2 separate regions of the Mus musculus genome follow, and region 1 is linked to region 2. The links are chromatin loops, found by intact Hi-C in ENCODE. Cell type or tissue: gastrocnemius. All regions are shown on one strand. Each heading gives the region's core, and the rest is flanking DNA. Links, peaks and the distances in the headings are about the cores only.

The links. Hi-C counts contacts between places; a loop is a spot of excess contacts. Peaks named below come from ENCODE experiments on the same cell type or tissue, not always from the same donor. Only the 100,000 strongest peaks of a DNase experiment are listed, where the experiment ranks them.
Region 1: a loop joins it to region 2, with 3.0 times the contacts of the local background. A loop is called at or near these places in 14 of 42 quality-filtered maps.

Annotation. Positions count from the first base shown.
Region 1 is chr1:135,691,178-135,706,061 of GRCm38, reverse strand. It overlaps Gm32835 (a long non-coding RNA gene), which reads right to left. Exons shown (of 2, transcript XR_387422.3): 2 at 14,115-14,627. Among named protein-coding and RNA genes, the nearest start is that of Gm32835, 10 kb to the right of the region's middle. In gastrocnemius, for the core only: CTCF peaks have their summits at 5,235 (motif pointing right) and 6,505 (motif pointing right); DNase peaks (open chromatin) are centred at 6,547, 6,873, 7,344, 7,764 and 1 more place; H3K4me3 peaks cover 2,102 bases; H3K27ac peaks cover 2,280 bases.
Region 2 is chr1:135,452,316-135,467,199 of GRCm38, reverse strand. It overlaps Nav1 (neuron navigator 1), which reads left to right. Exons shown (of 30, transcript NM_173437.2): 10 at 1,191-1,361; 11 at 2,442-2,494; 12 at 3,262-3,285; 13 at 3,401-3,478; 14 at 6,426-6,509; 15 at 6,745-6,856; 16 at 8,423-8,544; 17 at 9,331-9,339; 18 at 11,870-12,066; 19 at 12,317-12,509; 20 at 12,598-12,766; 21 at 13,058-13,155; 22 at 13,912-14,007; 23 at 14,236-14,395; 1 more. It overlaps Mir1231 (microRNA 1231), which reads left to right and starts at 12,517; the gene lies at 12,517-12,597. In gastrocnemius, for the core only: a CTCF peak has its summit at 5,863 (motif pointing left); DNase peaks (open chromatin) are centred at 3,428, 4,675, 4,928 and 5,858; H3K27ac peaks cover 1,591 bases.

The sequences.
Region 1 (14,884 bases), core at 3,441-8,440, 240 kb before region 2:
TACACGTGCCGACATACACCAGGCTGGTCTCGAACCCAGAGATCTGCCTGCCTCCACCTCCCGATTGCTGGGATTGAAGGTATGTGCCACCACCGCCCTGCTTACACCACCCTGTTTAAATTTTTAAAATGAAATAGAATGGTACCTTTTGTGAGTAAGTTGTGTGGTACGGAAATTACGTCTCAATAAAGTTGATTAAATTTTAAAGTGAAATAAGGACATTTCCAGAGATGAAAAGTAAAATAATTCACACTCAGCAGCTATTATAGGAAGTCCCAAGACAGAAGAGACGAGACGGGGAAGGATGACGTCCTACTTTTCAATGGAAACAACATGGACAGAAGAGAGGGGAACAAGACTTTACAGGCGCTAAACCTGTCAAAGCTGGATTCTGGGTCTAGCTCCAGTAGAGAGTTCAGAGGTTAAAGGCACCTGCTGACAAGTCTGGCGACCTGTGCTTAACCATTGGGGCCCACATGATAGAAAGAGAGAACCCACTTCTGCGGGTATCCTGTGACTCTCTCTCTCTCTCTCTCACACACACACATACACACATACACACACACACACACATACACACACACCTACACAGAAAGAAATATGAATCTACAAGGAAATTAAGAACACCAGAAATGTTAACTGCATAGGTGAAGATGCATTTTTTTAAACGTTACTTCAAACTTTCAAAAAGATCATTGTTTAACTGGAAATGATAACGATATCTTGGGGGTTTACGACTTTTGTTAAAATAAATGCATATCTGTAAGAGCATCCTGGCCAAGCAGAGGGAAGCAGGCATGTGCAGTTGTGAAGCTATGCAGGGAATGATACAGCATCCCTTGGAAGACTTGGGCAAGCCAAAGACATGCAGAATTTAAAGCAGTCACCAAGGTTAAAAAACAAACATTGCAAGAGATTTCTGCTAACAGGTCAGTAAAAGATATATAAAAGTACAACAATATGAACTAACCAGTACCCCCAGAGCTCATGTCTCTAGCTGCATATGTAGCAGAAGATGGCCTATTCAGCCATCACTGGGAAGAGAGGCCCCTTGGTCTTGCAAACTTTATATGCCTCAGTACAGGGGAACGCCAGGGCCAAGAAGTGGGAGTGGGTGGGTAGGGGAGCAGAGAAGGTATGGGGGACTTTTGGGATAGCATTTGAAATGTATATATATATATTGGATTAAACAAAATTTTAATTAGGTATTTTCTTCATTTACATATTATATGTATATAATATGTAAATATAATATGTAAATATATATACTCAGTGTAAAAGCAGACAACAGAGAACAGGTAAAGGGAACAGAGGAGACACACAGAAAACAGAGAGCAGGGAGACAGGCTCAATCCTAACCCTATTAATCGTCCATAGTAAATGCAAACATTATAGACTTCATTGAAACTTGTCTTATGTTTTTAAGATGTACATTTTGTGGGCTGGAGAGATGGCTCAGAGGTTAAGAGTGCTGTCTGATCTTCCAGAGGTACTGAGTTCAATTCCCACCAACCGCATGGTTGCTCATAACAATTTGTAATGAGATCCAGCGCCCTCTTCTGGCCTATAGGAATACATGCAGGCAGAATGCTGTACACATAACAAGTAAATAAATCTACTTTTAAAATATTTATATTTTGTATATGTGTGTGCCACATGCATGCCTGGTGCCCATGGTGACCAGAAAAAAAAAACAAACATCAGATCCTCTAGAAGTGGAGTTACAGGCAGTTTTGAGTTGCCTTTGGGTGCTAGGAGCCAAACCCAGGTCCTTTGCAAGAACAGCAAGTGCTCTTGACTGCTAAGTTATCTCTCCATCCTCCTAAACACTTCCTTTTAAAGACAGGTTGTTTAATGCAGACTGCCGTTTTTTTGAAGCCTGGCTTGGAATCCTAAGTACTGAGTACAGTACTGAGTACAGTACTATGTGTACCTGACTGGAGTTTTAAGTAATACTCAATTATTTGCTACTATCTGTAATAAGTGAACTTTATATCTAAAGCCATGAAAAATATGGAAAAGGGGAAATTGTGCTAATGCTATTTAGAAGGAAGTCATTGTGTCGATTCTGGGAATGGGAGTGTAGCCCTGTAAGCTCTTACAAGGCTGAGGAACTATATAACAAGAACCTGCTTCAAAATTTAAGCAAGAGAAATCAAGCCAGCCAGCCAGCCAGCCCCCCAGCCCGCCCACCAGCCCTCATTTTCAGTTCCCATTTGGTCTCCTGTATGTAATGTGCTTTAATTTTTTTTCCTGATAGCTCTTTGTAAGACTTTTCTTTGTCTTTGGTTTCCAGCAATTGTACTATAATATGTTGTGTGATTTTCTTTTATTTATCCAGCTGGGGGTTGAATGAAGTTTTGGTGATTGTAAAATAAAAGAAATCTTTTTAAAAATGAAATGTTTATACCACATACATCTTATGTGATTATTTGTAGCCTCTTGTCTCCCCCCCCATCTCTCTCTCTTGTATTTTTTCTTTATTATTTTATGTTTGTTTTGTTTTTAAGACAGGATCTTGCTATGCAGCCCAGGCTGACCTCAAACTTATGGCAATCCTCTTGCATACGCTTCTTTTTTTTTAAGATTTATTTATTATTATATGTAAGTACACTGTAGCTGTCTTCAGGTGCACAAGAAGAGGGCGTCAGATCTCATTACGGATGGTTGTGAGCCACCATGTGGTTGCTGGGATTTGAACTCGGGACCTTCTTAAGAGCAGTCGGTGCTCTTAACCACTAAGCCATCTCTCCAGCCCTGCATACGCTTCTTGAGTCCTGGGTTGCAAGTGTGTGCCACCACATCTAGCTTGAGATTCGTTCCTTGAGAGATATACCATCAGCCAGATACTCCCCCGACTGGCAAACAAATGGGATGTTCCCTGTTCGTGTGAGGGAGCACAACTGAGGGAGCACTACTCTCCAGTAAAGAAAAGCAACCAGCTCAACTTCAGCCAGAACAAACCTTACAAAACATTTTTCAAACTGAAAAGAGACAGAGGCAAAAGGCCTCATATCATGTCATTTCGTTTATATAAAATGTCTAGAAAAGCAAATTTATGAGACAGAAAGCACATCTGTGGCTGTCTGTGGCTAGGGGTGGGAACTGCAGTTGGTTGCATGTGGGTGGGAGGAATTGCTTTGTGGTGTTGGAAATGTTCTAAAACTGGACTGTGGCAACAGTTACACAACTCTTTAAACTGATTTCTAAAAATCATTAAATTACACACTTAAAACGGGTGAATTATATATATTATACCTCACTAGAAACCATTATGGTGGTAAGAGACAGAAGCCACTAATTTGGAAAAAACTGAGCAGAAAGTGTCTACTTGAAAGAAGGGTAACTGGTCACAATATGTAATTCTTCAAATCAAAGGGAAAGGAGTCAAGGGCAGAACTGGGAAAAGATTAAGAGAGGTAGAAGGCGATCCTATTGAAGAATGGCCTTACGAGCGATTGTCAACTGTGCTAACATAGTTAAGAAACCTGATGTTATGTGGTCCCATAACAACGTGGATATGAAAAGGGGGTGGTAACCAAGCAAGTGTTGGCAACGATGCAGTGGTGTGAAAAGTGTCCAGACTCAAGGCTATTAATTTCACTTCCCAGTAGACTAGTCAAGAATGTGAATGTGCACCACACGAAGCAAGCAAGAATTGCTAAGGACTGGGCTGTAGGTTGATGGTAGAGTGCATGCTGAGCATGGGCAAGGTCCCAGGTTTAAACTTTGGGTCACTCTTGTGGTGGTTTGAATATGCCTGGCTCAGGGAGTGGCACTAATTGGAGGTGTGTCTTTGTTGGAGGAAGTGTGTCCCTGTGGGTGTGGGCTTTAAGACCCTCATCCTCGCTGCCTGGAAATCAGTCTTCTAGTTGCCTTCGGATGAAGATATAGAACTCTCAGCTCCTCCTATACTGTGCCTGCCTGGATGCTACTATGCTCCCACCTTCATAAAAAGGGACTGAATCTCTCAATCTGTAAGCCAGCCCCAATTAAATGTTGTCCTTTATAAGAGTTGCCTTGGTCATGGTGTCTTCACAGCAGTAAAACCCTAACTAAGACAAATCTCCAGAAACAAAAATCAAAATTTCCATAGAAACCATTTAAAATAACAAAAAACCCTATACAATAAAACAGATGAATTATAGAACAATGCAATATTAAAAACAGTAGCAATTAATAAGCTAAACTTACATGCATCAATGCAGATGAACCTTACAGTATAATATTGATCCAGGAAGGAAAGCTGTGGAATTTATCATTTAAAATGTGCAGCATAGGGTAGGGTAAAATTATAATTGTGTGTGGCAAAGATGAACAGCAAACTCAAAATGGTGTTTACTCGTGGGTAGAGAAAGAAAGGCAATGGAAGAGGGGCATAAACTATATCTGTAATGTTTTATTTCCTAAACTCCACAATACAGTTATAATGGTTAAATTTATAAAGCGCCAGCTTGTCTGAGCCATGGGGTGTCCAGATAATTGGTCAAACGTTATCTTGGAGCTTTCTGCTGTGGTGTTTTGAGATAAGATTAACATTGAAATCAGAAGAATGAATAAAACACAGTCTTCCCTAACAGGAGGGAGCCTGTCCAATCAGATGCTCTAGGCTGAGCTGAAGGTGGAGTTCCTCCTCACTCAGGAAGAACTCCTCTTGCCTGCCTTCCTTCTAAATGGAACACCAGCATTCCTAGCCTTTGCACCTAAACTGAGTCTGCTGGTGTTTTAACTGCCGGCTTTCTCTGACCTCAGCTTGCTGGCCCATCCTGGAGAACATGGCATTGGCCAGCGACTAGCACATGTGCCTATTCCTCTTTCTGTGTCTGTCTACCTGTCTGTCCACACACACACACACACACACACACACACACACACACACACACACACACATCTGCTGTCCAATTCTCTAAAGGGTACTACCGGAACAATTCCTTGTTGTATTATTTTTTATACATCTTATATATCTAAAATGTTTCATAATAATTTTATACAAGTAAGCGTAAGTGCGTACCAAACATCAAATGCTGCAGATGTCAAATTGAGAACTGGAGGCTAGTGATGTAGTTTGATGGTAGAGTGTGCACTTATGTTCGAGGCCTTGGGTTCCATGCTCAGCATAACACAAAAGAGAGAATGATAAGGAGGTGAGAAGTGGAACAAGCAGGTTAGAGGCTGTTGTGAGAAGCCACAGTTCCTTGATAGGAGTGAATTCAGTGCAGTACCCAGAGGAGGCCACACGGTGGCAGCGTAGAGGACTGCGTATACACCCTCAATGGTGTTTAGTGTTCAGTAGGGGTGAACGCAGGTTCTTGTTAACCCAGTTCTGGGTAGAGAAAGAGACTTAGCAATGGGTGGCTTTTGCGTCTGCCTGGGGCCTCTGGACTGCGTTTGTTGGAACTGGCAGGGCCCTAATTGCCCCTTGGGTCCCTGTGATTATTTCAGTAGAGATCCTGGGATAGTTGGGTTCTGTGTTTTGCCTGTTTGTAAAATGAGTTTGAAAAAAAAGTTCAGGGCTGGTGAGATGGCTCAGTGGGTAAGAGCACCCGACTGCTCTTCCGAAGGTCCGAAGTTCAAATCCCAGCAACCACATGGTGGCTCACAACCACCCGTGATGAGATCTGATGCCTCTTCTGGTGCGTCTGAGGACAGCTGCAGTGTACTTACATATAATAAATAAATAAATAAATCTTTAAAAAAAAAGAAAAAAGAAAAAGAAAAAAAAGTTCAGACCGGATGCAAATACTCTAGATGCCAGGTTTCTTAGCAGGAGGCACCCAGATACCATGATAGCAACATCTCTCACAGAAAGGAAGGTAAAATGTCACAGCACCAGAAATCAAGCTGAAATACAAAGTCTCTGTGCTGAAATAAGGAAACTACTCTGGAAAGAGGTGGGGAGGCAAAGAGATAATGATTCTGGCTGAAAACTATTGAGCTACTTGAGAAAGTTGTCTTTCTCCCTTCTCCCGCCTCCACCCCCTTTTATTTTTGTCTCCCTGATGATTGCATTTGGCAGTGGGTGTTGCCAAGTTTCCCAATTTAGTTTTTATTTTTCTTTCTTCTTTTCTTCCTTCCTTCCTTCCTTTTTTTTTTTTTTTTTTTTTTTTTTTGAGATAGGGCTTCTTCTCTGTCCTGGAACTCACTCTGTAAACCAGGCTGGTCTCGAACTCAGAAATCCCCCTGCCTCTGTCTCCCACGTGCTGGGATTAAAGGCATGCACCACCACCACCCGGTTCCGGTTCCTAATTTAGCGTCAAGAGAACTGGCCCCAGGGTTTTCCAGGCCACAGAAGCTGGAGGGAGGACTCGTTCGCTAGTTTGTCGCACTCCCCTCAGAAAATCCAGTCTGGGTTTTATTCTAAAGTCTGCTTTGTCTCTTCAAAGGATCTCCAGATGGGGAGATTCTGAGCTGGGGTATTTCTTCCTACCCCTCCCAGACGGATTGCGAGTTTTTTCCAGTCTGAATTCTCCCTAGGGCTCTCCTCCGCAGACGCGCCCACACCAGCAGGGGTCAGCAGTGTCCTACATCTGGCGGGGCGCTGCCTGCCACATGCGCCATCTCTTCCGGGCGCTGCCAGGGCTGCTGGGGGATTAGAGGGTGCTGTCCTGCTGAGGCCTTGGCACCATTCTAATATGCCGGCCGAGATTCCTCCCCTGAACGTGAAGTGACGTGTGGTCATTAAAAGCGCTGATGTGGATGTGAGCGTATACCGCAGACATCAGCAATGCCAGCTTACCATCTGCTTTTCACCGCCAGGTTTTTAATGTGTATTGGCACGTGCGCCTTACTTTGTGGGTCTAGGTGACAGAGAGTGTGTAGCCTGGATTTATCTTGCTGAGATTTTCTCAAAGACCTGGGGGTTCTGGATTCTACCCAGTACCCAGGATGTCAGCGAGGGACTCATGCCTCCCCAGGCTCTGGGAATGACTGGTGTTCCGGTCTCACTAACGCCAACTCCGTCACACCCAACGCTGCTCAGTGGAACAAATTCTCTCGTAGTAGTGTCAGATCTCTATGGCCAGCGTCTCCGTGACTGATGCCCGGGAAAAGCAAGCTCTGCTCAGCTTCCCGATTCATCCGTAGCCCTGGTGTCTTTTTTTTTTTTTTTTTCACGTCCCCAGTCCATTTTGCAGTTCGCTAATTTGTGCCGAATCCTTCCAGCTCAGGCCACCTTGTTAAATATGAAGGTCCCCAGGGAAATCAGAGATCCTAGAAACATCTGGTTCCTTGGAAGCAGCAGGACTCCCTGCCATCTTCCTGCTTCTCAGTTTTCCCCACTCCGACGTGATGGGGGAGCGAGGAAGGGGCTCTGGCTCGCGTACAGCTGGGGTAAAGCTGAATTGGAAGACTCCAGTTAGTGACTGGGATTCCCAGGGCCCCACGACCTTCCAAGCAGGCTCCCCTGCTGCTGTGACGGGCAGATGCCGGCTTTTCCACATGCCTTTGAAAAGGGGGACTTGGAAGAGGCCTCTCACTAGCCTGCTTTCCTAGGAGTAGAGTTACAGCAGCTGATCTAGACAACAGGTGTGGCTTTCCGTCACAGCTGCTGCAAAGCACATCTGTACTAACAAGAAGGCGGCAGTCACAGCTTGGCCCATCAGTCACCAAAGCACACCTCGGATTTCGGGGGAGTGCCTGAAAAGGCACGAGTGAAGGTTGGAGAGACTCAGATCAGCTTTGACAGAGCCCTTTTACCCTGGAAATGCCACAGCGGCCACCTCGGCCCTTGCAGTTTCATTGGTCTACAGCATAGGAATGGGGGAAGAGATCTTCTTCTCTGGGTAGCACCCCAGCCCCTGGACTGCAGCCAATTTCCCTTTCTGGCCAATGGAGCCCAGAACTTTTCAGGGTGGAGCTCAGAATCCAGGCTCTTCCAGGAAGCCAGAAGTGTGGAGGGTTTTTACAGTGGTTCTCAACCTTCCTAAGGCTGCGACCCTTTAACAGTTCCTCATGTTGTGGTGAGCCCCAAAACATAAAATTATTTTTGTTACTACTTCATAACTGTAATTCTGTGATCGTTATGAACCCTAATGTAAATATTTTTTTGAGATAGAGGGTTGGTATGGGGGTCGCGACCCACAGGTTGAGAAACACTGCTTTAGCAGCCTGGCTCTTTGGGGCTGGTTTGACTAGTAAATAAAACCTATGCTGCAGAAGCATGGGGGTGTGAGCTCATCCCCCAGCACACACATAAAACTCCAGGTGCAGACTGGTGAGATGGTTCACTGGAGAGAGGCACTAACCACCAAACCTGACAACCCAAGTTCAATGCCTCAAACACCACTGTGGAAAGAAAGACTCAATTCTGTAAAGCTGTCCTCTGCCCTCCACATGTGTGACACGGCACACCCAGGTGGCCTGATCTTGTAATACCAGTGCTAAAGAGGCAGTGACAGACACATCCCTGGAACTTACTGGCCAGCCACCTAGTGGTGAGCCCTAAGTCCCAATGAATGCCCATGTCTCAGAAGACAAGGCTGGTGTCCCCCCGAGGAGCAGCGTTCAAGGTTGACCTCTGACTTCTATGTGCATCACATGAACATACACCCACATGCCTACACATACACCTCCCACTCACATATACAGTGAATGGCGGCTTGATGTTGGGGAGCCTTGGACATTCTCAGTCAAAGCCAGGCACTGGCTTCACCAATATCACCTCACATCATCCTCCTTGGAAACCTGCCACAGGGGTGCTGTCAGGGTCATTTCTGCTCAGTAGTCAACAACTGAGGTTACATTAAATACTTAGGATGTGGTGACAGTAGTGACAGTGAGGCTTTATTGCCCCCTTAATTGACTTCAAAGCTTGTATCACCCATTGGGCCACACTGTATCTGGCAAATTCAAACGCCTGTTTCCCTGTCCTGTCTAACCCCATCTTGTTTTGTTCACTGCCACCACAGTCACCATGACGGCCTATCTCCATCTCAGCTAACAGTCCTCAGCTCCTTTCATTCTCTCCCCAGGACCACACCTGCTTCCCAGCCCTGTCATGGCCAAAAGCTTTCTTTGCCTCTGTCTATCACTCCAGCCCCCACATTCCACATTTCCCTTGCTTTCTCCTCTGCTATGATTTGAATGTGACATATCCCTGTCTTCGTCACTGTTCTATTCTGTGGAGAGACACCATGACCAAGGCAACTCGTATGAGAGAAAGCATTTAAGAGGGCTTGCTTACAGTTTCAGAATTTTAGTCTTATCATCATGGTGGGGAGCATGGTGGCAGGCACTGGAGCAGTAGACAAGAGCTACATCCCGATCTGTAGGCGGGGTGGGGATGGAGCAGGGACTGGGCCTGGTGTGGGTTTTGAAATCTTAAAGCCCATCTCCAGTGACATACTTCCTCCAGCAAGGCCACACCCACTCCAACATGGCCTTGCCTCCTAATCCTTCTAATCCTTTCAAACAGTTCCACTCCCTCGTGATTAAGCATTGACATATATGAGCCCATGGGCACCATTCTCTGTTGTGTCTGGCCAGCAGATCACAACATGGGTTCTAGCCTGGAAAGGCATTTTGGAAACCTGGAAGAGAAGAGGGGCTAGGTGGAGAGATAAAGAAATGTAGCTAAGACAGGCATTCTGATCAAAGCTCAGGCTCCGAACAGCAAAGTGGCAGCTTCCAGCAGTGGGCATGGCTGAACGATTGAGCGGGAAGCTCCACCCCTGAACAAGCAGGTTTCAGGCTGGGGGAGGGGAGACTACAATTCTCATTCAAACCACCACAGTCCCGGACAGGCTTAATTGATTATTTTGGGAGGGTATGGAACCTTTTGCAAAAGGAGGCATTGCACAGGAGCCAGGTCACTGGAGGCAGAGGAAGGCTTAAGAGCTAGAGCCCACCCACTTCCTCTGGAGCACTCTGCTTCCTGTTCATCATTCCATGTAGCCTATAGCAACCAGCTCTCCCAGCCATGCTTTCACCATTGCAAGAAAGTGTACATTCTAAACTGTAGCCCCAATAAACGTCCTCCCTTAAGTTGCTCCTGTTGGGTGTTCTGTCTTAGTAACAAGAGAAGTGACTCACGCATCATCTCAAAAACTCCTCTCTTAGTATTTCAAGACTACATATCAATATAAGAAAATGTTTGCAGAACATAGTAGGAGTACACCATATTTTTATTTATGTAAGTAATGCATGGATACGTTTTCCCTATACAAAACAAACAAGTCAGGCCGGTGAGATGGCTCAGTGGGTAAAGGTAGCTGTAGCTAAGCCCGATGAACTGAGTTCAGTCCTTGAGACCCACAGGTAGAAGGAGAGAACGGACTCCTACCATAGTAGATACACTTGTATGCTGTGTCCACATGCAAATACATACATACATACAAGGTGCTGAAAAGACACCCAAGGCAATCCTCTGCTACGTATTGAATGGGGCCAGCCTGGGTTACATGAGACTTTTCAAAACACCGAAAGACTTTTTAAAATGAAATTTAAAACTAAGCAAAAAAATAAATAAAAACAATTCAATCGGAAGAGTGGACACCCTTGATAACTCTGCCAGAAGTAACAACTGCTGTTAGCTTGAAGTATCTTTACAGGCTTTAAAAACTATATATGGAGCCAGGCGTAGTGGGGCATGAAATGCACTTGGGAGGAGGGAGGCAAGAAGGATCTCTGTGAGTTCAAGCCCAGCCTGATCTACATAGTAAGTTTCAGACCAGCCAGAACTGCTATTTAGTGAGAACAAAACAAAAACCCCCTATATATGTATATGCAGAAGTATAGTTTGGTGAGCCACCTTTGACATATGACCTTGGCTCATAGAATGCAAGTTGCCTTACAACTTTACTTGTATATGTGTGTATGTATGTATGTATGTATGGATGGATGGATGGATGGATGGATGGATGGATATATGGATGGATGTATTTAAGATGGGATTTTGCTATGTAGCTCTGGTTGCCCTGCTGCTTGCTATGTAGCCCATGCTGGCTTTGAGTTTGTTGTGATATTGCCTCACCCCACCCCACCCCACCCCACCCCACCCCAGTGCTAGCATAACAGGTGCACACCACTCATCCACCTTTGTTTCTTCCTCGGCCTCCCTGTCCTCTCCTGATGTTCCTTCTTTCCTCTCTTTCCTTCCGTTGCAAGATGGGTCTGGTTGTGTTGCCCAGGCTAGCCCCAAACTCCAGAACCCAAGTCATCCCTTTGCTTTATCCTCTCTGGAGCAGGTAGGACTAGAGGCAGACAACAGAACGCCCAGTCCTTCATCCTCTCAATATTCAGAATGAAGGCTCTCCAATAATGGTATATGTGTAGAGTACGTGTGAATAAATTCTATGTGGAGACACGATTCCCTGGTGGAGCCTTAAGACACCATGCTCTGCTCTGCCCCGTGGACAAAGGTGGTTATACAATTTAAAATTTTTAGCACTGAACAAAGCTGTGTGACTCTTTGCTTTAAAGTACCAAGAATTTCAGAATAGCAGGCACTAAGCCAAGTAGAAGCCCTTTCAAACACGAGGCACTGTGCCACTGTGCACGTTCACAAGCCCACGGAGCTGGCCTTGCCTGTGTGTGCTACAGAGAGCTGCCGACTTGGCCCGTCAGAGCCCTCCATTCTTTGAGTTAATGCATGCCCTTTTCTGACAATAGACATTCCTGTCTCAGCCTCCACACTGGCTATTGTCTGCACACAGCCTGCTCCAGCTGCGTTCTCTGCTTCCAGGCCAGACTGCTAAGCAAGCTCCCAGAGTCCTTGACTGCCTGTCAGCATTGCTCTAGAGGCGCCCACAATGAACGATGGCAGTGGTGTGGAACAATGCCTTCCCTGTGCCACAGAAGAAAAATGTCTCCGGAGAAAAGAGTGCATGGAACCACCAACCAAGAAACGTGGATTCCAGCTCCAGCTCCGCGTGGACACTGTGTCCTTTGAAAAGTTGCCAGGCATCTTGGCACCTTAGTGTCTTTCCGTTAAAGGATGTGGGCGCGATTCAACAGCCTTTATGGCACTTCTAGTCTAAAAGTCTGTGTTCTGCCGACTAAGAGACTATAGAGTAATACTGGTGACAAGAGCTGATGTTCTGTAAGCCACACACCAGTCAGACATCCCACTTCATGCTCCTAACCGTCCTGCGAGACTGGCAGTATTATTACCCTTACAGATGAGGATGCTGAGGCTCAGCCCAAAGCCTGTGCCCTTTGAGAAAACTTGAAGGAAATATTCTCTCCACCCCTGCTGTCCCCCTCCCTCCTGTATCGCTCCCTCCCCCTCCCCCAAGACAGAGTTTCTCTGTGTATGTAGCCCTTGCTATCCTGGAACTCACACTGTAGACCAGGCCAGACTTGAACTCAGAGATCCATCTTCCTCTGTCTCCTGAGTGCTGGGATGTGCTACCACTGCCTGGCTTGGGAAAGGTTCCAAATGCTGAATATGGTGATGATCGGGAAACTCTGTGGATTTGCTCCAGATCAGTTTGACACTTATGTTGGGTAAGTTTTACACCAGTAAAGCTGTCAAAAGGAAATAAATAAAGGTGTGCACTGACGCTAGTTTATGGCAGGGCCCCTCCCCACCACCTATGCTGCCACAGTCTGCGTTCCTCCTTATTTGCAGAGTCCCCTGCAGGAATTGACTATAGGAGCCAGATGGCATGCGGTTACATTTTGGCCCTAGCACTTAAAAACCACGAGACAGCCCCACCTCAGCCCCACCACACACACCTCATTTTCTTCACTTACAAAATAGAAATAAAAATGATAGTCATGGGGCCTGATATCTATGGTATCAGCCCGTAAAAGCACTTGCCTGCAAACCTGACTACCTGGATTCAATCCTCAGGATCCAAGTGATAGAGAGAGAGAATCAATTCCTACAAGTTGTCCTCTGACTTCCATATATACATTGTGCACATGCATACACCAATGGATGAGATCATACACAGGAAATACATAAATAAATAAATAAATAAATAAATAAATAAATAAATAAATAAATAAATAAATATCCTTTAAAAAGGACACTTAGGGGCTGGCTAGATGGCTCAGTGGGTAAGAGCACTGACTGCTCTTCCGAAGGTCCTGAGTTCAAATCCCAGCAACCACATGGTGGCTTACAACCACCCATAATGAGATCTGATGCCCTCTTCTGGTTTGTCAGAAGACAGCTACAGTGTACTTACATATAATAACAAATCTTTGGGCTGGAGCAAGCAGGGACTGCATGTCTATACACCACTCTGTACTTAGTGCCTACAGAGGCTAGAGGAAGGTGCCAGATGCCTGAAACTGAGTTAGAGGCTTTTGTGAGCTTCCGTGTGGGTGCTGGGAATCAAATCTGTACCCTTCAGAAAAGCAGCCAATTCTCTTAACTGCTGAGCCACCTCTGCAGCATCCCACCCTTTTTTTAAAAATATACATTTATTTATTTATTATCTGTAAGTACACTGTAGCTGTCTTCAGACAAACCAGAAGAGGGCATCAGATCTCATTACTGATAGTTGTGAGCCACCATGTGGGTGCTGGGATTTGAACTCAGGACCTCCAAAAGAGCAGTTGGTGCTCTTAACCGCTGAGCCATCTTTCCAGCCCCCCAGCTCCCCATCCTGATCCTGCCTTTTAAAAAGAAACTTCAGAAGCCAAGCAGTGGTAGCACACGCCTTTAATCCCAACACTTGGAATGCAGAGGCAGGCGGGTTTCTGAGTTCAAGGCCAGCCTGATCTACAGAGTGAGTTCCTGGACAGCCAGGGCTACACAGAGAAACCCTGTCTTGAAAAACAAAAAACAAAAATAACAACAAAAAAGTTTTTTTTTTGTTTTTTTTTTTTAAAGAAACGTTAGGGTGTGGGGGAGGGGCAGTGGAGGGGCACAGGGGATGACTCCGCCAGCAAAGGGACCTGAGGCCAATCTCCTGAATCAAATATGAGGGCATGTGATCCCAGGGCTGGGGAGGCAGAGACAGGCGGAGCCTCGGGACTCTGGCCAGACAATATGGCCCCATTGATGATCTCCAGCCCAGTGAGAGATCCTGTCTGGAAGGAAGTGGACAGCATTCCTGAGAATGATGCCTAGGGCTGTTCTCTTGCACTCATGCCTCCTACACACACTGAACACACACACACTTGCACATACAAACACATTTTTAAAAAAATGAAACCAAGACTTTTTGATAAAAGGCAAAAAAACCCGACTGATGTTTATTATATAGGCTTGTTATGATATGGCTTGGTATAGATTGAGTGCTTAAAGCAGCTATAGACACCCAGCAAGTGCATATAGGTGGCCAGACTCTTATTACCTCCAAGACTGCAAAGCCTGCCAGAGCCAGGCATCTTAAAGGGGCCCAGTTTCTCTCCACCAGCCTCACTCCTGCTTTCCCAGCCCTTAAAGGAACACTCCTCTTCAAAGGCCATCTTTGGAAAAACACTGGCTCTCCGCACATCGTACTTCCTGGTAAGAGGGAGCAGCTCATCTTCCCGATAAGGCAGTGACTCGCTGGCTCGTGTAAAACGTTCATCGCTCTGCCAGCTTTCCCCACAGACTCTTCCTCCCGGGCCCTCGTTCACTCCAGCAATCAGCGTTAAAAGCAGGACCCAGGGCCAGCAGCATGAGGTCAGAGTGGCCAAGGACAGGGCAGGGGCAAAGCATTCTGGCTGGAGCAGAAGCCCCTTGCTGGCTGATGAACCAAGTAGAGAGGACAGGGTTATGCCTGGACAGACTTCTATTTCTCAAAAAATATACTGTGCAGCACTGAGGCCAGAAACAGTGAAGTGAGGGGTTGGGAGGGTTGGGGGGACCCAGTGCAGGGCCCGGGAGCTGAGCATGACCTGGTGTGGGTGGGGCAGGGCTGGGTATGACTGGGTACTTTCTGTGTGATTACTGTGCTTCTGCTTATGTTTGAGTGGCACTGTCTAAGCCACACCCTCTTCTATG
Region 2 (14,884 bases), core at 3,295-8,294:
AGGCAGGCTGACTAAGACACGCCCTAGACACACCACACCCTCTTTAAAGCCTTTGGAGAGAAGGAAGTGGCTCTGTGACTCAGACGGGATGGGAAAACAGGCTACAGGAGGAGGGGCTGGCTCCAGCTCAGGCCCACACCAGCCCTGGTTCTGGGAAGCACTGTGCCATGACTGGTTTAATAGGAATCTCTTTAGACTAGGTCTGGAGTAGACCTGCCATTTGCTTGCTGTATCTCTTAAGTCCATCTCTCCTCTCAACTAAGGGGGGTAGGGAGGGGGGAAGCAGGTTTTGGGTTGGTTTTTGTTTTGTTTTGTTTTTTCCCCAAAGAGGACTTGTAACATCTTTCGATGCAGGGACTGTGGGGAATTTGAAGAAAACTAGGAATGGGGGTCCTTTATGCCTAAGGAAGAGTCATTTGGCTTCTGTGGGCTTATCAGCCTGTTTTCTGTCTCCATTAAAGGCCAAACAAGAATAAAAGCCATTCATGCTGTCGAATGAGGGACTGGGCTAAACAGTAACGATCTTACTAGTTCCTGAGGGCCAAGACAGAGGGGTGACTTCTTCTCCCCAGGTCTTTGTAGGCAGGGAGGGTGAACACCCACATACCTGCATGGAGGCAAGAGGTCCGACAGGGGAACACCACAGGCTCTGACCCCTGAAAGGCATCCATCTAGCAAGGGAAAGTGGGGTTGGCCTCTGTGGTTGACCCATTTCACAGGTGTGGATTCCGTAGCCTCTCTGAAGCCTGGTTTGTTTCCTCACTTGGATCTGAGTCTTGGTCTGAGTTCTCAGTCCACCCCTAAGACAGCTTGTGTTTTTGAGAACCGCACATCCCATTTTCATCAGCACATCCTGGTGATGTGAAGGTTTCGGGAAAGTGGCCAGGCCCCCAGCCTAACCTTCAAAAGCAACCACTCCAAGGCAGTCAAGCATTCAAGGAAGATCCTTAGTACAGACCATGGAGTCCTTCTCCATCAGGGCCCAACCTTCCCAGGAGGGGCCACTCCTAACCTCCAGCTGCTTGCACACCCCCACGGCCCCACCTACTGCTCCTTCCTCTCCTCCCTTCTTCCCGTTTGCCTTTCAATGACTCCTGCTCCGTCCCCACAAGGGACCAGAGAGCTGATGACCCTGCCTCTTTTCCTGCCTCCCCCTCCCACGCCCCTCCCCCTCCCCTCTGTCCTTCCAGTGAGTCCCACTGCGGCCACCACGCCAAGAATCACCCGATCCAACAGCATCCCCACCCACGAGGCGGCCTTCGAGCTGTACAGCGGCTCCCAAATGGGGAGCACCCTGTCCCTGGCCGAGAGACCCAAGGGAATGATTCGGTCAGGATCCTTCCGAGACCCCACGGATGATGGTGAGACTTCGTGCTAGCGCGGTTCACGCTCATTCCAGCTCTGCTGGGTCCCCTCACCCACCGCCACCTCCACTGCCACCACTGCCACCACCACACACATACATAGATTTCACAGGACATCAACTTGGGCCATTTCAGTTCTGTCTTCCCATAACTTTGAAGGGTCTGGGGGCCCAGAAACCTTGGGTGGCACCACCTAGCACTGGGGTCTGGGGTCGGAGCATCTACCAGTGGGGCCCAGGGAAGGGAAATCGAGATTTGGAAGGGTTGGATGTGACTCCTCAGGCGCTCTGAGACTAGAGCTGTCCTCCCTGTTCTAAGAGTGGTCTTTCTTCTCCACAGTCTCTCAGAAGAGATAACGGGGACAAAAAAATGGTAGCTCATAAATCCATACAAACAACTAGGCATCTCAGCCCTCTTTCTAGAATGCTCCAAAGACTAGCTCCCAGGCTGGCCCTGGGATTGTTGGTGTTAATCTGGGTGTTAATGGGAGACCTGGCCATGGGGTTCAGGAGACCTCCATTATTCTTCTCAGGGCGCATCCCTGATATGTGTGGGTTCTGTTAGTGCTTGCAGTGGGTTCTGCTGTGTTCACCACTTAATTTTTCCCCCGACCTGAGTGGTCCTCAGGCTCCTAGACTAGCACTACAAGGCTGAGGAGAGGAGGCCCGGGCGGGATTGTGGTACTGGTTCTGAGCAGCTCTGACAAGGAACTCATCCCTTTCTACAGCTTAAAGTGCTTTCTTGGGTGAGCAGACCAGATGCTGACTACCCATGAAAATCTCCTTTCCCTCTCTCTGGACCCCCATGCTCCTCAGGGAGGTTGAGCGAGAGACTACCAAGGCCCAGGCTGTCAGGGAAAATAGATGAAAAGGGGAGGCTGTCTGTATTCAGGACCATATCCTCGGATTCTCGCCTACTGTGGGCTGTTGGGATATGAACTGGTGCCCTGTGTTATTCGCTCTGTTTGCTCCAGATGCCCTCCGGAGTCTGAGTCCAGACTCCTGCTTTAGGCTCCTCCCAGGAACTTCTGGGCCCTGGAGCCCCTTGCTAACCTTCTGTGCTCTCCTTCTCTTTCAGTTCATGGCTCGGTGCTGTCTCTGGCCTCCAGTGCTTCTTCTACCTACTCCTCAGTAAGACCATTAATGCCCCTTCCCGTGAGCCCTGCCCCTCAGTGAGACCATCAATGTCCTTTCCCCGGGAGCCCCCCTCCCCATTCCACCTTCCCTCGGACCTCCTTTGGTTGGGTAACTGGATGGGGATGGGTACCTATCATCGCTACCCTCGCTGGCCATGGGAGTGGGCGTAGTGGGTAGCACCTAGAGCTTGGAACACTCCGATGAGTACCTTGGAGCCTCTGTTCTTTCTGGCCTTGCCACCAACTCCCAAGCAACTCTGGTGTTTTTTTCCCTCCTTTGAAAAGTAAAGATCTCCTTGTTACAGCCTCCTTTCCCTGCCATGGGATTTGGGCAGTGTTTCTAGCACCCAAGATGAATAGGTCCCCAAGACTCTAGAGACCCCAGTAATGTACAGAATTGACCAAATGTCTACAGCCTTTGGCTTTCAGATCTCTTGACTCGTAGGTTTGTTTTAACCTTCATTCTTTCCTCCTTCATGGTGCTAACAGTCACGGTTTGCTTTCAGACCAACCAGCTTCATTCTCTAGCCTTCTCGGCAAGGACCAGGTTGGCTAAAGATGAGCACCCGAGAGGAGCCTAGTACTTAAACCTGAATGTAGCTCTGAGGAGCCAGGGCCAGGGGGACTCTCCTCTCTGCATCTGTCAATCATGCTTCTTCCAGTCTCTGCCCTGACATTTGGGCCCCGGCTTCTGCGCCGGTTCTCCATAGTAACCACCTGCTTTTTCTGTCTCTCTCTCTCCTTCTGTGCCCACTTCTCCAGGCTGAGGAGAGGATGCAATCTGAGGTAGGATACAAAGCCTTTGTCTCTGCTTCTTTAACACCGCCACACACTCCGATTTCAGTCTTAGTAATCTACCTCTGCCGTCAGCAGCTTGTCTCTCTCTCTCTTCCTTTCGCAGCAAATTCGGAAGCTTCGTAGGGAGCTGGAGTCGTCCCAGGAAAAGGTGGCCACCCTGACATCTCAGCTGTCTGCCAACGTGAGTACCCAAGCAGGATGAGACCTGGCTCCTGTTAAACCAGGCAGTGCGGGAAAGCGGTCTGACCGAGTCTGCCCTGGCCTGAGATCTCTGGGGAGAAGGTTGTATTCACGGCTCTAGAGCAGAAGATTTGGGGACTGTCCTTCAATTTTTCTGAGCCTTCATTCAGAACCATTTTTTCCCACCTTAATTCATTGATATGGCTGAGTTGGTGTCTGGTAACCTTTGACCTTCCTAACGAAAGCAGAGACCGTGGTTCTGCAGGGAGGCAGAAACAACCTTGCCATTGGCCATGGACAAAAGTCACAATTCATTTTAATTACCGAGCCCTCGATCGTTTCCACTGCCCTAGGGTGTGTTTTTCTCTTTATTGATGCCACACAACTGAACAGGCTCAGAGCCGGTTATTAGAATTCTGTCTGGGGACCACGAGGCCGGCCGGCTCAAGTCCAACTCCATCCTAGCAACCTGTGGAGTTCACCGTTGGCTCTGCCTCTATTCTGCCATTGATCTGAGCTGAGCTTCCTTCATCTTTGGAGCCAACATCCTTCATTTCTGCATCTAACCCACCTCCGTATGGCCACTTAGAGTGACTACCTTCCTCCTGACCTTAGTTTTTCTGTTCTGAGAGATGAGGAGGAACACACCTACCTCATCTAACTCCACTGTGGGCAGTTCCTCTCCTGTGACCAAATTGCAAACAGAGAACATAAGAGCCATTTTCTCCCGTAGTTGTAAACAACAGCTGAGCTGGGTCTCCAGGAGCTCTCCAAGTGTTTGCACAAAAAATAACCGCGTCTGCAGTTTCCGCAGCGCTTTCTCCTCTTCTCTCTTCCCTTCCTCTCTGGGGAGCTCAGCTGCCAGGCCTGAGCCTAGCCTTGAAACCAGGTAGAGTTTTTGCGTGTTTCCAGTGAATTTCAGCGACAGCTCTCTTACCACATTGGCTGTCGTCTTTATTCTTTCTCCCAAGTCCTCAGTTCAAAAGTCCTGTATTGACTGGTTTGCTTGAAGCTCATATCAAACTTCAAACTCTCTGGGACCAAAAGAATTATAACAGAAACAAGAATGGTCCTGTACCCCACCAGTCAAGGCCAGTGGCCTAGGTCATGTCCTGCATACCCTAGGAAATTCATGTCTGGGAGATGTCGAAGGGGAGAGGCGCCAGGGAGGTGGAGAACAGCCAGGGAGGCAGAGGACATTATTATGCCTGATTCACTTACACTGCAATCTGTCAGCCATCGTGGCTGTCAGGGCTGGACTAGTTCCAGAAAATGAATTTAGAGGGTGAATTTTCTTAGGACAGGAAGTTCCATTTGGCCAAGAGAAAACAAACTAAAACACAGTTCTGGTGAGTTCTGAATCTAGAGTCAGGTTTTGGCCAAGGGTCCGAGCCCTTCCCTTCAGTGGGAGATGTGATGCCAGGCCCCAGAGCTCGACTTGGGATCCCTGATGTTGAACCAATCTTACACCGTGTTGGATGGTGCAGCCAAGCTGCTGACGATGACACACTTGGCCAGGAAGCGGCCCTGATCACTGTATTGCCTCTACAAAAGGACCACTTGGCCTAGAGTCCTACAGGCACCCTAACCTGAGGTTGGCCTCAGAGCAAGGTGCCATGGAGGAAAAGAGACGTAGGAAAGAAGAGAGAGGCAAGGCCAGTCCCTCAGAGGGGGAGATGTGCATGTAGAAATGAGTGAAGAGGCCAGGGCCACTCCAGGCTCTGAGTAGATTTTCAGGGAATATGAATAGGGGCCGGGGAGGTGGTGGTGGTGGTGGTGATCAGAATTCGGCCTGAGGGGGCAAGCTTGAAATCCCAGGTACTTGAGAGGTTGCAGCAGCAGGAGGGTCACAAGTTCAAGGCCAGCCTGAGTAACTTAGTGAAATCTCTCAAATTTTGAAAAAAGACAGAAGGTCAAAGAAAGATGCTCAGAGCTTGCCATGTATTTGCCTGGGAGCCCAGGACTCTGCAGATTTACAGGAAACATGGAAGATACTGCCTCCGGTTTTCAGGCTCTAAGGCACTGGTGAAGTTTGACTTGTTGTTCAAAGAGGACACGTAGGAGGAGGCAGGGAGGGTGTTGCAGACACCACAGGGACTGGGCATGAGTGACCTACCCAAAGCCTTCCTCCTCTTGTTATGAGGGTAACAAGAGGACCATTTGCTGCAGTGCTCTCATGGGGGCTGTTTATCCATCCTTGAGTGGTCCCCTGTCTGCTCCTGTACCCCATTCCCTTTACCTTTTCCTATACCCATTGCTTCCAGGAGCTAGCTGGAGTCCAACCACTGGGAACCTTCCCCCCCCACCCCCCCTTCAGAGATCCAGAGTTCCCACAGGATCCAGCACCCTTTCCAATGTAGCCCTGCCCCCTAGTGGCCAAAATGGGGAATGCCCTGAAGTGGTTTGCATGGCTACTGGCATCCCTCACTCCCATGCCCCCACCCCCAGCCCTTCCAGAGAGAGGCATTAGTTCCAAACCCAGGGTGAGATAAGAATAGGGTTAGGGTGCAGAGGCAGAAGAGATAAACCAAACAGAACCTACTGGAAGGTCATTTTGTGCCACAAGAGCTGGCCCTATGTAGTGACGTTAAACCAAAAGCCATAAGACTGATCCCAGAGGCTGTTGTCCTCCCATTAAGCCGGTCCACTCACCTACCACACAAAACAGGGAGGGACTTTACCCCCGCTGATGTCCCTAGCAGCTCCTAAGGCCTGCCTCACCATCTGCGCTCTGTTATTCAAGAAGCTTGGTCTCTCCAGAAAGCCTATCTGATTCCACCTCGTCTGCCCATGGAGATCAATATGTTAAAACCACCCAGAGTTTTGTTTGCGTTGGTCGGTCAGCCCGGAGATGGGGAAAATCTGTTAAACCACTCCTGTACCAGCCACTTACTTCCCTCTTCTGCAGCCGCAAGCGCCTTAAGTTCTTCTTTGTACGTTTGTGTCAGGCTAACCTAGTGGCCGCTTTCGAGCAGAGCCTGGTGAATATGACATCCCGCCTGCGACACCTGGCAGAGACGGCCGAGGAGAAGGTAAGAGGCCCAGGGTGGTGAATTCTAAACCCACCATTCCACTCCATCGTCACCGGCCATTCGCTCACTGGTGGTGAGACCAGGGCTGCTTCTCAACCTGCCTGTCAGTACAGTGTCCCAAGCTCCACACTCCCCGTTCCTCTGCCTTTCCTGTTGAGAGCAGTAGAATCCCATTCCCAGTTCCCTGTAGGCATTTCTGCTGAGCCTCTAACAACACCACCATCATTTCCTGTAGGACACCGAGCTGTTGGATTTGCGAGAAACTATAGACTTCCTGAAGAAAAAGAATTCCGAGGCCCAGGCAGTCATCCAGGGAGCGTTAAATGCCTCAGAAGCCACGCCCAAAGGTAGGATAGCAGTCAGAGTGAATGGAACTGAAAAAGGACAGAAGTGGAGGGAAGGAAGGTCGTTGTTGGGCCCACAGCACACCAACTCTCATATCTACTTTCTAGAAGGCGAGGGTCCTTAGGTACTCTTCAGTGTGATGTCTGGGTATCCAGTGAGGGGTGTTCTGAACATGACCTCATAAACCCTGAGGATGAGGGCAAGGAGAGGAAATTTGTAATCGCCACAGGCCTGCTACACTCTCCTCAGCCTTTAGACCAAAGCCAGAGACCAGTCAGAGATGTCTCAACAGGGCCTCATCATTTAACCCCGATTAGCCTGACACCCAACCACCCTGCTGTCATCAGTGCTGGGGTCATGGGTGCATGCCACCAGGCCCAGCTCAAGACTGTTCCTTTTTGTTTATTTTTAAATTTTTACTTTTTTTTTTTCCTTAAGGTTTTGAACAAGTACATATCCTATGTTGACTATTTTATCCCTCTGCCTCTCCTTTTCCCTTCTCAGCCCTCTCCCTTCCTGTCACCCTTCCCCCTCCCCTAGAGAGGCTTAGTTCTGCCTTCCTGACACATACAAGCCACATACTGTATGACATACTGTAAGACATATAAGCCACATACTGTAAGACATATATGACATACTGTAAGACAGCCAATTCTTGCTGGAGTATCATCAAAATATATTAGGTCATGGACCAAGAGCACAAGTTCAGAGCCAGCCTGGGTCACAGAGGCAGTTATAGATCAACCTGTGCTATGGAATGAGACCCTGTTTCAAGAAAAGGAAAAAAGAAAAGATGAACAACAAAAACTGATATGGTGCCTCATACATACAATCCTAGCACTTGGGAGGCAAGGCAGGAGCACTGTCACAAGTTCAAGACCAACCTGGTGTACATAGTGGCACTCTGCTAAAACACCGGCAGGCAGGCAGGCAGGCAGGCAGGCACAGGTAGAGGATGTCCGCATAAAAATGTTCAGGACCAGCTTTTTTACAACTAGCCAATCTGAGTTTATTACTAAATCCTTCTATTTCTTATCTACATTGGTGCTTCTTTTTGTTGTGGTTTTGTTTTTGTTTTATTTTTGCTTTGGAGAGGGTCTTGTTATATGACCCGGGCTAGCCCAGAACTCAAAATCCTGTGGCCTTCCAAGTGTTGGGCACTATCATGCCCAACTTGGACTGGGAGCTTTTTTTAGACAGGGTTTCTCTGTGTAGCCCTGGCTGCCCTGGGGCTCTCTTTGTAGACCAGGCTGGCCTCGAACTCAGAAATCTGCCTGCCTCTGCCTCCTGAGTGTTGGGATTAAAGGCGTGTACCACCACGCCCAGCTCAGGACTGGGAGCTTCTTGAGAATAGGAATTGTTCTTTTTTCACAGTTGCATCCTCTTCCGTGTTGAGGCATAACTGTAACTCTATAAATGTCCATTGGATGAATAATCCACCAAATTAGTGTGTACCTAGGAGTTGCTGGGCCCCCCCCCACTCTTATCTGCTGTAGCTAGCCTCTCCCTAAGCCTCGCATCTTCTCTAAATCTATCTCTGCGTTCTTACCACTTGTTCTGGCCAATAGAACTCCGGATCAAGAGGCAGAATTCCTCAGATAGCATCTCCAGCCTCAACAGCATCACCAGCCATTCCAGCATCGGCAGCAGCAAAGATGCTGATGCCAAGAAGAAAAAGAAGAAGAGTTGGGTATGTAAAGGCTTGGGGATCGGCCTGTGCTAGGAGTCACTCACCCTGTTGCAGGGAACTGACCCCTTTCAGGATCAACAAAGAGGGTCCCTTCTAACAGGATGCCAGTGTTGTGACATCTGCTGGGGACAAAAATTCACTAAGTTCCCATTCCTCTATCCATTGTCTATTCTCCTTACCACCGCCCTGCACATATACCCCAGCCCCCCACCGTCCCTGCATCCTTTATACATGTCTGCTATCCTGGGGCTCTACCTACTGATGAGGTCAAATGTATTTGGCCGTAGAAGGAGCTGAGAAAATTATTCATGGGTGGGAGAGTGGGGCATGTGGAGAGAATTTGTAAGCCAAGCAGGGTACTCTAGACGCTCCTGGGGCTGTTGCTTTAGTTTGGGTGAGGAGGCTGTGGAACGTCCCCATCGCTCCAAAGCCTGCTTTTGTCTGGTCCAGAGGTGGGTTTGTTCTGTGTGGTATCCCCCCTGTAACTCTAAACTGGCTTTGGGTGAGCTTTCTACAATCTGTACGCAGGTGTAGGGCACTGCCTGACTGACTGAAAGGGAGAGTGACCCAGAGTGAGCGTCTTGTCCCTGTCCCTGCTGAGGAGGGCTGGCTACAGACTTTGGCCTAGTGCAGACAGGAGCCAGCTGTGTGGAGAAGCAGCTGTGTGAAATGCATGAGTAGTGTCGCTGCTGCTGCTGCTGCTGCTTTCTTTTCATTGTTTTTTTTTTTTTTCTTTCCTTTTATTTCCTTCAAAATGCTGACCTCAAATCCCTATTTTTTTTCCAGGTTTATGAGGTAAGAAACTCGGTTCCTCTCCTCGTGCTTTTTCTTTCCCTTTGCACACCTTCGTGTTTCCAGAGCAAGCACCTCTCTTAAAAAAAAAAAAAAAAAGAAAGAAAAGCCACCCATAACCCCAGCTGCCCCCTAGTTCCTAACACACTCCACTGCATGGTCCATCCACGCTGCCCCTCATGAGGACAGAGGAGTGGTCTGCTTAGGGGTCAAATTGGAAATCTTGACAAAATCCAAATCTATTGCCCGCCATCTTCCCGTGTTCCAAGATAGGTCTGTTATGACAAGCAGACACGTGAGCCCCTGTTATGTAGAAAATGAGCCGTTTTACTTTTGCCCCACTCACGTTGGAGCCTTAGATGGAAGAGGACCAGTGAACGGAAATTATCTGGATCACAGTCTCGAGGGGCCTGGTCCTTTGGGGCCTAGTCCAGATTTTAGCTGCAAAATAGTGTGACCTAGAGACAGGTCAGGGGATTATTTCATCCAGGAGAAGAGATACTTGTCACCCCAAAGACTGTGGAGCTTCTAAAACCATCTCAGAAACTAGAGGATTGTCCAAGGCAAAGAGAATGTGGCCCAGAAGTCCTCTTCCAAAACAGACCTATGAGCCCTACTCTAACCTCCCACATAGGACTAGGATTGTAAAGGATGGGAAAAGCTGAACCCATTGCCCTAGTCAGTGTGAGGTCTACCAGCCTGGTGGTGCATGCCTAAATCCCAACACTAGGTAGACTGAAACAGGAGGAATACCATGAGTTCAGTGCTAGCCCTGGGCTACATAGTGAATTCCAGGCCTGGGATGGAACCTTATAAAGATGGAAAGAGAGAGTGGACTCCACAAAGTTGCCCTCTGACCTCCACACACACGTTGTATGTAGCCGGTGCGCACACATGATGAGACCAGTTGATCATCTAAATCTGGATTCTTAGAGTAGCGTTTCCCAAAGTGTGCCGTGCAGATCCCCAATCCACTGGGATGTGTCTTAGAAGGTGGTCATCTCATCAGCTGCCTCTGAGGAGCCCCGCACTTTTACTAAGCATATCTGTACTGGGAAAGTTCTAAGGCATCCCCTCCTTAGCAAAGAGTCCTGGTTCTCTGCTTAGTACATCACTTGAGGCATTCGGGACAGAGCCCTGACTGTCAGAATACTGAAGTTCACATAGCAGACTACTGTCTGAAGTATAATGCATACAGAGAGCTCGTGCTGTGGGCTGGCTGTGGTCACAGGACTTCTCTTAGAGAGGGAAGGAAACAAGACTAACTCCTGTGAGACTGGTGTGGAGAAAACTCCACCAGGTTGGAAATCGGGAAGCCTGAATGTCTTCCTTAAGCTAGAGCGTCGAGTCAGTCAGCTCTTAGCTCTTTGTCTCTACAGACAGCTGATCTTTATGGTATTTTGAAGGCCTGTACTGTGTTCCATGATAATACATCCTAGCCAACTGAACACGTACTCTCACCTATTTGGCCCAATCAGCTTGGTCCACATGGTTTACCTAGAAGTTCCACACACACCATGAACTAGCTCAAGCTCCCAGAGACTTCAGACATGTTCTAAGAACGACACCTTGAAAGAAGAGAACCCAGATCCCTCTTCTCACATTCCAAAGATCTGGCTGACCTTTGTCCCCTATAGCCTTTGACCTCTCCTTTACTCTCTGTCTCTTGCTGCCATCCCATGTCTATGTCCGTGTGTGTGAGTGAGTGTGTGTGTGTATGTGTGTGTGTGTGCATGCTGTATGGAGGCATGTGAATGGGTGTGGGTCAGGTCCTTGGCTTGCATATCTAGCTCACATCCCTGACACCCAAAGCTCATCGACACCAGAATCAAACAAGCTGTGGTCAAGTTTCAATGCCTAATGTAGCCAAAGACTGGCTGCAAAATAGCTCTTGTCCTAGGACATTTGGCATAGTAGACAATGATGAACGGTAGGCATGGGGGTAAACGCCTGTCATCCCAGCACCTGGGAGGTAGAGGCAGGAGGATTCAAAGTTCAGGACCACCCACTGCTACATATTGAGTTCAAGGCTAGCCTGGTCTATGTGTCACCCAGTCTTTAAAACAAAGGGAGAAAGAGATCTTTGATTTGGTTGTTTTAACCACTATGCTATGTGCTGAGAATAAGAAACGCTACATGGAACTTGCTATCAGTTCCTTCTCTGGGTCTTCATAGAACAATAGTGTCAATTTTTGATTGATTTGTGAAGAGATGGATAGATTCTTGGATAATGAGCTCAAGTTAGAAGGTGAAATTGGACTATTGAGAGGTGTGTCATGTGACACCTGGGGAGGGGGTTGGGTTGTTTTCTTTTCTGGCACGAGGGACACAACAAGTTTCTCAGCCCTGTCATTTTCTCTCAGTCCTGATTTCTGATAAATTCCTCTGTCCATATGCCAGACTTCACACAGTGGGTGTCATAAAAGTAAATCCTCTGCCTCCACGTCCCTGTCCCAGCCCAGCCCTAAAGCTGTTCTCCCCAGCCCAGCATATAGCCTTGACATCTCTCTCCCTGGAATCTGCTCTCTTCTAGCTTCGGAGTTCCTTCAACAAAGCCTTCAGTATTAAAAAGGGTCCCAAGTCAGCCTCCTCCTACTCTGACATTGAAGAGATTGCCACACCTGACTCCTCAGCCCCATCATCCCCCAAACTCCAACACGGCTCCACTGAGACTGCCTCCCCCTCCATCAAGTCCTCCACCTCATCCTCTGTGGGCACCGAGGTCACCGAGTAAGTGCTCGCTCCACCAGCCACCCTGGTAAACTGTTGGCTGGAGCTAGCTGTAAGCCCACAGACCCTGACACATGCCACCATACTTATGGCCTTTCCCTGGGTGTGTGAGACCCATGAAGGGACCCTTTCTGATATACCAATTAAGAGTCTATACACAGAAGGAAACGGGACTATGGGCCAGACATGTCAGTATCCTCTACGACACAGTGCATCTGTGGGATCCAGGCTGACTCTTGCTTTCTTACAGGACCCCTGCTCATTCAGTCCCCCACACTAGACTGTTCCAAGCCAATGAAGAGGAGGAGCCAGAGAAGAAGGAGGTATCAGAACTGCGCTCTGAACTATGGGAAAAAGAGATGAAGCTCACGGATATCCGGTTGGAGGCCCTCAACTCTGCCCACCAGCTGGACCAGCTTCGGGAGACCATGCACAATATGCAGGTCAGTGTCTGGGCAGAGCTGCAGGAGAGAAGGGCAGGGCCGGACATCTCTGCCACCCTGCCACCTGCCCTGTCTGTTCTGCCCACAGTTGGAGGTGGACCTGCTGAAAGCAGAGAATGACCGGCTGAAGGTTGCCCCCGGCCCCTCCTCAGGCTGCACTCCAGGGCAGGTCCCTGGGTCATCGGCTCTGTCGTCCCCTCGACGTTCCCTGGGCCTTGCACTCAGCCATCCTTTCAGTCCTAGTCTCACAGACACAGGTACCTGCTTGGGGAGAACTTGTGTGGGCAGAGGGCTGCGGGGGCTGGGGAGCGTGGTTCACTGGCATCCTTCCACCTGTGGCATCCTTAAACCGGGAGGTAGTGGTGTTGAGCTCAATGCTGTCAGTAAGCAGGAGCAGTTGTTAGGATTTTAGCTCTATGCCTTTTGAGCTGGGGCTCCCGGCTCCTCTTGGCCATACACAAGGAATCATTGTTTGGAAAGGAGAATAGCTGCAAACTTGAAGTAAGCCTGGGGCCTTAAAACCGATTGGTCCTTTTCAATCTCCACAGACCTCTCACCCATGGATGGCATCAGCACCTGTGGTTCAAAGGAAGAGGTGACCCTGCGGGTGGTGGTCCGGATGCCGCCCCAGCACATCATCAAAGGGGTAAGGGGCTTTAGGGAGGGCCAGTGTAGGAACCAGCCTGATGTAGACGGCCCCACATTACACTGGTTTAAAATCAATGTGTGTTTAGTAGAGAGTGTACTCACATTTTGAGTTTCAGTCTGTTCCTGGTATGTAGTATGAAACATTCAAGATCCTGGATGAGGACAGTGAGCCACAGCTCCCAGCCAGTCACACAACCATGGGAGTAAACAGTGAGTGTTCCTGTGGCTTAAGTGTACAGAGTGCACTTTGAACTCATAAGATCTTAATGGTTTGGGTTTTTTGTTGTTGTTGTTGTTGTTGTTTTTAAAAGATTTATTTATTATATGTAAGTACACTGTAGCTGTCTTCAGACACCCCAGAAGGGGGACATCAAATCTCATTACAGGTGGTCGTGAGCCACCATGTAGTTGCTGGGATTTGATCTCAGGACTTCGGAAGAGCAGTCAGTGCTCTTAACCGCTGAGCCATCTGTCCAGCCCAACTCATAGTGGTTTTATTGTGGAGCTGGGGAAAGAAGGACAGGGTTCTCACGTAGCTCAAGCTGAGCTAGAACGTGCTTGGTAGCAGAGGCTAACCTAGCCTTCTGATCCTCCTGCCTCCACTTTTGGGGGTTGCTGTCACAAAGAGCAGAGGAGCACCTGTACCATCACAATATTTGCCTGACGAGAGCACTCAGCTCCTGAGGTGGTCTACGATCTCCCCTTCTCGGGTCATCTTTGCCAAGGTTCACATGTTTCAACCTTAACCTTACAGGACTTAAAGCAGCAGGAGTTCTTCCTGGGTTGCAGCAAGGTCAGTGGCAAAGTTGACTGGAAGATGCTGGATGAAGCCGTTTTCCAAGTGTTCAAGGTAAGATGGTCCTCACACTCACAGAGGTTGCTCATCTTCTCAAGGGCCTTTCAGCCATCCAGGCCTTGGGTTCCTAGGAACCTTTGGTGCTTTATTGAGGAGGGCAGACTAGAAGGATGCACATTGCCTGGTCTTCCTACACCTCCCTTATTGCCTCTGATAGTTGATCTTTCTTCTGGCTTTTCCATCCATAGCTGTGCCTTTTCAGCACTCTTGTTCTCCCATCAGGACTACATTTCTAAAATGGACCCAGCCTCAACCCTGGGACTGAGCACTGAGTCCATACATGGCTATAGCCTCAGCCACGTGAAACGAGTGCTGGATGCTGAGCCCCCAGAGATGCCTCCTTGCCGCCGAGGTGTCAATAACATATCAGTCGCTCTCAAAGGTTAGTTTTTGTCTCTTGGTGTGACGTAGTGTACCACGGCAGTGGGGAGAGAATCATCAGATAATGTATCATACATTCATGTAATAAGAAATTGTTGAGAAATTCTGAACTTGAAGGAGCTTGGGTGATATAGAAAATAACAAAGATTAGTAAGATCCAGTCTGATGTTTTTGCCAAATTCAGGCTTCTTTCTCTTCCTATTCTCTATAACTCATAGTGTGTCCCTAAAAATGAGGTCCAGGTTTTCAGAGCTGGGAGGAGGGGTTTCCTCTGGAACTGTAAGACAGGTGTCTCTGACATTCCTCAGTGGACCCCTAGATGGCGATGGAGAAGCTCATTGGGTGTCTTGCCACACCACGGGCTGGTGAAGACTCATGCTCTCTGGGGTGGGGTGCAGGTCTGAAAGAGAAGTGTGTCGACAGCCTGGTGTTCGAGACGCTTATCCCCAAGCCCATGATGCAGCACTACATCAGCCTCCTGCTCAAGCAC